Linked DNA regions of Mus musculus: all the other regions are linked to region 3. Evidence: chromatin contacts called from ENCODE Hi-C or POLR2A ChIA-PET data. All regions are on one chromosome and are shown on one strand. Each heading gives the region's core, a stretch centred on a gene start or an enhancer-like site at or near the end of the contact. The rest is flanking DNA. Distances are from core to core; before and after follow the strand shown. Region 1 holds the start of Zfp763 (zinc finger protein 763). Region 2 holds the start of Zfp563 (zinc finger protein 563). Region 3 holds the start of Zfp472 (zinc finger protein 472).

What was found. Hi-C counts contacts between places; a loop is a spot of excess contacts on that map. ChIA-PET counts read pairs that join two places held with the same protein, here RNA polymerase II (POLR2A).
Region 1: a map of heart shows a loop between it and region 3 (5-fold over the local background). The contact joins the promoter of Zfp763 here to the promoter of Zfp472 in region 3. A Hi-C loop is called at or near these places in 1 of 37 maps with a recorded cell type or tissue (heart). POLR2A ChIA-PET finds 5 or more read pairs at or near these places in 2 of 5 experiments (Patski and embryonic stem cell).
Region 2: a loop to region 3 is called in a map of gastrocnemius, with 2.5 times the contacts of the local background. The contact joins the promoter of Zfp563 here to the promoter of Zfp472 in region 3. A Hi-C loop is called at or near these places in 1 of 37 maps with a recorded cell type or tissue (gastrocnemius). POLR2A ChIA-PET finds 5 or more read pairs at or near these places in 1 of 5 experiments (Patski).

The regions. Positions count from the first base shown.
Region 1 is chr17:33,031,965-33,034,664 of GRCm38, reverse strand. It overlaps Zfp763 (zinc finger protein 763), which reads left to right and starts at 1,284. Exons shown (of 4, transcript NM_028543.3): 1 at 1,284-1,383. The coding sequence starts at 1,363.
Region 2 is chr17:33,088,023-33,090,722 of GRCm38, reverse strand. It overlaps Zfp563 (zinc finger protein 563), which reads right to left and starts at 1,356. Exons shown (of 4, transcript NM_001024950.2): 1 at 1,244-1,356. The coding sequence starts at 1,246.
Region 3 is chr17:32,964,424-32,967,123 of GRCm38, reverse strand. Zfp472 (zinc finger protein 472) reads right to left here and starts at 1,293. Exons shown (of 4, transcript NM_153063.3): 1 at 1,195-1,293. The coding sequence starts at 1,215. It also overlaps the pseudogene Cyp4f41-ps.

The DNA of each region.
Region 1 (2,700 bases), core at 35-2,534, 68 kb before region 3:
AGGGGACCTCATAAAATTGCAAAGCTTCTGTAAGGCAAAAGACACTGTCAATAAGACAAAAAGGTAACCAACAGAATGGGAAAAGATCTTTACCAATCCTAAATCTGATAGGGGGCTAATGTCCAATATATGTAAAGAGCTCAAGAAGTTGGACTCCAGAAAATCAAATAACTCTATTAAAAATTGAGGTACAGAGCTAAACAAAGAATTCTCACCTGAGGAATACCGAATGGCTGAGAAGCACCTAAATGAAGGTGTTGAAAGAGGTTGCCACCACCACCACCACCACCACAGGAAGCAATAGAAGGCATCCTCTGTGAGTTCCCAGACTTCCTAGTTGTCTCTACCTCAGCACTACAGAAGGGCTGTTTGTCACTGTGATGTTGACGGTTGTGATGTATGTGTATATTTGTAGATGTAGACATCCCTCTGGATTTTGAGCCAAGGAAATTTTTTGTCTGAATTGAAGAGTTACTCTATATATGTCTTGAATTCTATGTTGAATATTACTGCTATGTAACTTCGTGTTTCTGTAATTCAATAATTGTATTCATTGGTTGTTGCTCTAATTTTATTGATTAAAAAAATGGATTGGTTGAGTAGCAGTGCATAGTGGCCCACACCTTTAAATTCCAGCATTCTGGAAGCAAAGGCAGTTGGATTACTGTAAATCCGCGACAAGCCTGGTGTATATGGTGAGTACTTAGACAGCCACAGCTACATAGCAGAGATTCTGCCTCAAAACAACAATAAAAACAAGCAAACAAAATCAATAAATTGAAACATAACGTGTGAGAGAGCTTTACAACACTTTTACCTCATTCCAAAGTCATGAGTTTGCATAGTAGGATCTCCTGGTTCCTGTCTCTGGACAGATCTTTGATTCTGTGGGTCTTCCCATTAAGAACTTGAATCAAAAATGTGCAGGGCAAACTTGGACACTGTAATCAAAGCAGTAGAGGGCCCCAGAGTTCACAAGAACAAAGTGCATAAAGTAGCCTGTTCCCCTTAAAGGCAAAGTTATAAAACAGGTCGGAACCGGCTTAGTCCACTTAAAAAACAAAAGGAAAACAAACAAACAAACAAACAAAAAAACTGGCGTACAAAAGAATCCGCTATTCTAACTGCACTGGGAAAGAGGAATGTTATTAATTAAGGCATTTAAGCTCAAGGCTGTCACTATCTTTCCTCAATCAGGGATGCTGTTACTGCTATTCATGAACTGTCCAATGACGAACCGGTACATTCGGAAGGTCCCGCCCTTGCCGCCATGTTTGAGTCCTGTGTTGTTGAGAAGGTCTGTGGTGGTGTTGGGGCTGGACTATATCTCCTGTATTTAGGCCTATTAGGAAGAACACCTGGATGCATATGAAAGAGGAAATGGTGAGTATGCCTTGGGCTCCTGGAGTCGTAAGTGAAAGCTTTGTGACACTGCAGTCTGTGGCGCTGTTGCCTGCCGTTCCCTTGGTGCTGTGCAGCCTAGTGTGCCTTGGAGCGGGACACTGGAATTGTGCGCAGAGCAGGCGACCGGGCACCGGAGCCCGCTCTGTTCTGTCCTAGGGAAGCTACTTCGTTCCAGGCCCCTATCTTCATGGGGTTAGTCCTCACCTGGAACCTGCGCCTCCGCAGACACTGCAGCACTGCAGGTTGGTGACGCGGAGTCCAGACTGTGGTGTAAGGGGACTTGGGTGGTGTGAGCAGTTGCTCGTATGCCTTATAGGCATATCTCTGCTGCTTTCGATTCTTTTCTCTCATCGCCTTTGTAAATTATATTCTTCACAGTACTGCAGTTGAACACTAGGCCGGGAGAACTTATTAATCTCTCTCTCTCTCTCTCTCTCTCTCTCTCTCTCTCTCTCTCTCTCTCTCTCTCTCTCTGTGTGTGTGTGTGTGTGTGTGTGTGTGTGTGTGTGTGTGTGTGTGTGTGTGTGTGCGCGCGCGCGCTGCCCTTTAAAGATGAGATTAAAGAGTATTTAATTGTGCCGTCTGTGAGTAGGCCAAATTTTTCAATCTTAGAGAAAGTAGAGAAGTACAATGATGGGTTTTTTCCCCCTGACCATTTCTGAAGCCAAAATTCGGGTTTTTAAAAAGCTTTCCTAGACTTCGTTTTTGTGAGCCCTGTAAAGTAGATCAGGTGCTTGCCAATCTACATCGTTTGCTTGTGTGCTGGAGGCCGGTTCTCCAAATAGAAGAAATTGTGACTAAGAGTATTTGATCAGTATTTACCAGATGACATTCTTTTAGGGGTGTGGGGGAGTTGGTATTTTCAGTAGAATATTCATTTGAACAGTATTATTTCTGCCACTTCGTGGACTTGAGTATTCTATTTCTTTACTATTTGAAGTTGTCATCGCTGAAGTCTTTTTACCCTTTTACTGGGCTTTATTTCTAATTCTTTTCCCGTTACCATGAATGGTATTTTGTTTCTGATTTTCCCTTCCACTCTAGTCTTTATTGGAGTAGAGAAATGACATTGCTTACTGTATATTGATTTTATATCCTGCTATGCATAAAAAGTATTAAATAATACAAAGAAAATGACTACTTTTTAAAATTCTCTCTGTATTGTATTCATGCTCAAATTGATGGGAACGTTAGCAGGTACTAGGTAATTTTAGCTAATTATAAGTAAAATAACAATTTTAGCTAATTATAGGTAAAATAATGAGCAGTTACATACTAAAATGAGAAGGACCTTGG
Region 2 (2,700 bases), core at 107-2,606, 120 kb before region 3:
AATTTCCCTGGGCTTTTTCTGCTTTGTGGGGTCTGTGATACCTCTGCTCCTACCATACAATTTTGCCTTGGCTTTAGGAGTGCTGGAGAGATTTCTTGGAATATACAGGGGGGAAAAATCTACTCTTCTTTCTATTCTGTGGACCTGGAGTATTAGAACCGTATACTGAGATTTCTTTCTGTCGTCTCATCAGTAGGCAGAAGGGAAACACTGACTCATTTAAGCACAACAGGGTGAAAAGAGATTTACTGTGGCCTTAGTCAGCCTCAAGGTTATTTAGTACCCTGATCTGCCTCCCCTACATTAAATTCTTCTGTATCAAGGGCACGGCATGTTGATGTATTCCTATAACCTTATCACTTAGGAGGCTGAGGAAGGACTGTTACTTTGTGTCCAGCCTGGGCTACATAATGAGATTTTTTGTCTTAAAATAAAACAAACAAAAATATATCACCATAAACAACATGAACAAAATAACCCATGCTTTTGCAAATACAGGAAGGAAAGCTTTGAAGCTCTGCAAACTGCCTTTCAGGTCATTTTCCCACATCTTTCGTGGATATCACCAGGCTTCCTTCTAGCCCATTCTACAGGTAAGGTGGCTTAGTCATCACTTGCTATTCTCCTCAAAGCATACTTTATTATATTTTAGAATGGTTGGGCAGAGTTCTTTTCTGCAGCGATAGACGATAGACTGTAACCTGGACTTGTGAAGTAAATAAACCATATTTTCAAGTTACTTTTTTTTTTTCCTCTTTGAGACAGGGTCTATGTCCTAACTGGCCTTCAATTCGTCATCATGTCGTATGGGCTGGTGTAGTGGTCATGTGTTAACATGCCCATCTACCTGTACTTTACAGGAGGCGTCTCGCTGAGGAGACAGAAGTACAGGATTCTGCAAGAGATGGGGCTGCCCGCCGGGGTCCTGCCACCTAGAGTGCAGAGAAACCCTGAGTCCCGCAGCACCCAAAGCAATGTAGGACTGAGGATGTAGGACTGAGGCATCTACCCGGGGAACACCCGGCGCCCCTTACATTGCCCCGACGTTCGCCTCGTCTGCTCCCGGGCCCTCTTGTAGTTTCAAGAAGGCTCCAGAGGTCAGCTGTCCCGGAGCCAAAGAGGCTTAACCGTACCCGCTGCCCTCTCAGCTGACCAGACCGTGCCAGGAAGAAAGATGGCGGGTGAGGCATATCCGCTTTCTGCCGGCGTTCCTGATTGGACAGCTGGCCGTAAGGACACTTACCATAGCTGAGCCCAAGGCTTGCTGGGGCCTTAGGAATGATCCTGGTGTTGGCAGCCACACAACACGGACCCTGAACGGATACCTGTGACTCCCTCAGCTGGCAGAACTCTATCACCACAATAGTCTGGCAAGTAAGAGAAGGCCGGTGAGGAACGTCCGCTTCACCAATCGGCGCTTCTGATTGGATAGCTCGTGCTGTGCTCCGTGGTACTAATTGGATAAGCGATCAGACACCCCCCCCCCAACCCCCCCACCCCCCCCCCCCCCACACACACACACATTAGAGCTTGGTGGTAAACTCTTAATTTAATAAGTGGGGCACACATGCCATATTGCAGCCAAAGCTCTCATGGCCCGGGCAGAAATCCACTCTTTTTTCTTTTTTTTTTTCTTTTTTTTTTTTGTTTTTTGTTTTGTTTTGTTTTTCGAGACAGGGTTTCTCTGTATAGCCCTGGCTGTCCTGGAACTCACTTTGTAGACCAGACTGGCCTCGAACTCAGAAATCTGCCTGCCTCTGTCTACCAAGTGCTAGGATTAAAGGTGTGCACCACCACGCCCCGCATCCGCTCATCTTGATAACTGCATTTAAAAAGAATTTAGACTTGGTTTTTCCAAAGAAGAGCTTTCCCACTTCCCCCTGGAAACTAAGTCTGGAGTCTGCTTATTTAAAGTCAGATTTAGTTAGTGTACCATGGACAGAACCTTAGAGAAAGGGTACCTAGGCCTGCCACAGAGATAAAGGGATACCCAGCCAGGGCAGGTCCACTGGTCTAATGTCACCCATGAGAAACTTGAGATGATGTAGTCTGCATGATAGCAAAAGCTTTCCCCTTCCTTTTCACTCAGTCCATACATTTTTCAGCCAAGAAAAGAGAAATATACCAAGAGAATATACCAAGAGAAAACAGTTATGAATATGAAAAGTGCGGTTACATAGTAGCAGTCATAAGGTTCTCTAGGGACACAGGAATCAGTTCGTTTGCTCTGCCAATTAAAGCATTTTTATTCAAATTTTAAAGAAAAAATCCCAGGGAAGCAAAGTTGTAAGTCACTGCATCTGCTGGGATAGGGACCATTGCCTGGGAACAGGCACTGCAAGTTCAGCAACATGGAATAGATATATTTACCCCAAAAGATGGGCCTATCAGTTTTCCTGTCTTTGTTCAAACTGAACATCCCTAAGTTAGAAAGACTCTTCAAAGTTTCCGGATCTCTGCCTTTCTGTGTCCCCACCCCCCACCCCACCCCCACCTTCTTGTACATTTGTTTCTTTACTACTAGGAAGAGCTGTTCTTTAGTTGATTCTGCCTGCAGGGTCTGAGATTTCCCCTGTTGCTACCTGTTGCGCTGAGATTTTTTTTTTTTTTTTTTTTTACTCTTAATTCTTTAAGTGGCAGAGAAAACAAACCCTATCAAGATGGTAACAAACACGTATTTAGTAGGTTATGACCACTATC
Region 3 (2,700 bases), core at 44-2,543:
TGTCCAATTCTCCCATGTCAGTCAGCTCTGGGAGCAGAGGGCAGCCATCCCTCTCCATTTTTCTCTCCAATAAGTCTCCTTTATAAGATCTACTGCCTGGAGTGGCTCTCATCAGAAGAAGCTAAGAAGAAAAGAAGCAAAGAAGAGAAGAGAAAGGGCAGCTGAAGCCTGTAAGCTCCTAAACTCCTCAGCTCAGCTGGGGATACCCTCCTCTGGGAACTGCTGAGGAGGCTTCCTCTCAGAGCTGTGTGGTTCCTGGGCTCCCGTGTTTGAGGATGTCCTCATTGGGACACCTTTTCCCTTCAGAGCTGTATGTATGGCTCCTGGGCTTCCAAGTCCCAGAATACCCTCCCATATGAGCAGAAACACACGTAGCACTGTGGAGGATCTAGAGTTCCAGACTAGTTTGGTCTACATAACTCTTTCCAGACCAGCCAATGGTACCCAGTGAAATCCCGTATAAACGGACAGAACAACACAATCCCTCCCTGCCCTGGGCTTTTTCACTGCTATCGAGACTTTCCTTTGGAAAAGGTCTCCAAAATCTAACCTTTACTTCAGAAATGATCAGCTTAATTAATCAGTACATACAAATAGGGAATTTTGCCTATCACAGCTAACAAATCCAGCTGTGAACTCAGGATGAGGGATGGAGATACAGGTCTACAGGTCTATGGTAAAGCGTTCGCTTAGCATGAGACCTGAGGTTCCATCCCTAGTACTTTAAAAAAGAAGCCGAGAGAGAGAGAGAGAGAGAGAGAGAGAGAGAGAGAGAGAGAGAGAGAGAGAGAACACACGAGCACGAGCCTCTCTTCAGGATGACCACAGTGTAAAACTAAAGCAGGGAACAAGGAAATGAAAAAGTGCAAAACAGTGCACACCACCCACGTGCCTTCACCGCAGTCTGGACGCGGCGTCACCAACTTGGCAGCTGCAATGTCAGCGGAGGCTCGGGTTCGCGGCGCAGGCTCGTCATGGGAGGACTAGAAACTAGGGACGAAGCAGCTTCACAGGGAAGGGACAGGACGGGACTCCGCTAACAGAGCATACAACTCAAGTGCACCCGGGTTGACGGCACTCCCAAAGTCCATCTCAAATTGCTGCACACGTCGGGGAGCCGGCGCCACCTTACAGCAAAGCCGTGGCAGTGTCAGAACCCTCCGCCCACCTTCCAAGAGTCCAGGGCACACTCACCATTTCCTGCTTCTGATGCATCCAGGCGTTCTTCCTACTGAGCGGCAGTCGGCAGAACAGGCACCGGGAAGCTCAAGCACAACTCTCCTCCCTCCAGCTACCCGGAACTCAAATATGGCGGCAAGGGAGCCACCCTCCACTATCCGTGCTTCTTATTGGATAGCTCAGGGGAGTAACAGTCACCCTGGTTCGTGAATTATTCCGGACCCAACTCCTTAGAACTGAGTTATCAGGTTCAGCAACGCTTACCACCGAAATGGGTCTGTAAGTACAGATTGCAACAACTGCCCTGTCCAAGCTCATACCTTTTCTCCGAAATAAATGTGATTTCATCCTGGAGGGTTATCACATTTCAGAACACCTTCCAGCCCGGGAGTGGTGGTGCACTTTTTAATACCAGTTCCACGCTAGCTTTGTCTACGTTATTGAGTTTCGAGTCAGCCAGAGCTATATAGTCAGAATTCTCCCGTCTACACCACACACAGGTCCAGGGCTTCTGAAAGATTTGTTAGTTTTATGTGTCTACGTGGATGAATCCGTGTGTGCGCGAGTGCTCACTGAGGCCGGAAGACGGCAGAAGTCCACTCGCTTTTCCATTGAGGCAGGGTTTGTTTGTTTGTTTGTTTGTTTGTTTCACTCATCACTTTACCTGGGGCTCGGGTTTCCTTGGCTAATAATGGAAGCCAGCTAGCCACAGCGATCCTCTTATTTGAGCCGTCCTCATAGATAGTGATTCAGAAATGTGCAGGGGATCTCTAACGTGAGTGCTGGAATCTGAACTCCAGTCCTAGGTGTTTATCATGCGCCCTTATCCACCAACTCTCCAGCCCCATTCACAGCCTCTTGGGCTCAGCGGGCTCTTCCTGGTATTTTTTTTTTCCGACATACAAATAGTGTCATAACGTCACTTTTGAATAAATCCTTTGCTCTTCAATCAGAGTAAGCTGGGAAAAGCCATGATAGCAAACCAAAACTGATTTCTGTTTAAATTCCTCTGTGAAATAACTTTGATTATGTTCACTCTGATTGGCTTTTTAAAAATCCCTCTGCCTTAATAAACATCCTTCTACTTTCATTTTGCCTACTTAGGCTCATCATATAAAAGCAAACATGTAATATCTGTTGATTTGAGCCTGGCTCATTTCCCTAACATGATGATCTCCAGTTCCGTGTTTTTTTTTTTTTTTTTTTTTTTGCAAACAACATTCTTTTGTGGATGAATAATACTTCACTTTCATAAATACCACATATATTCTATCCATTTGTTCCTCCACTGCTAGGCTCCTTGGGTGACTCCATCACTTGGATGCTCAATGCTGCAATAAATATGTGTGCAGGAATCTTAGTTACATGGTGACATTTACTCTCTTCGTGTATATCTAGAACGGTATAGCTGGATAAAATGACTTAATTTTTAGTTTGGGGTTTGATGTTAAATACCAAAGCTTGTGTGTTGAAGATATGGTCCGCGGATGCTGCTTGGAGGTGATGGAAACTTAGTGATTG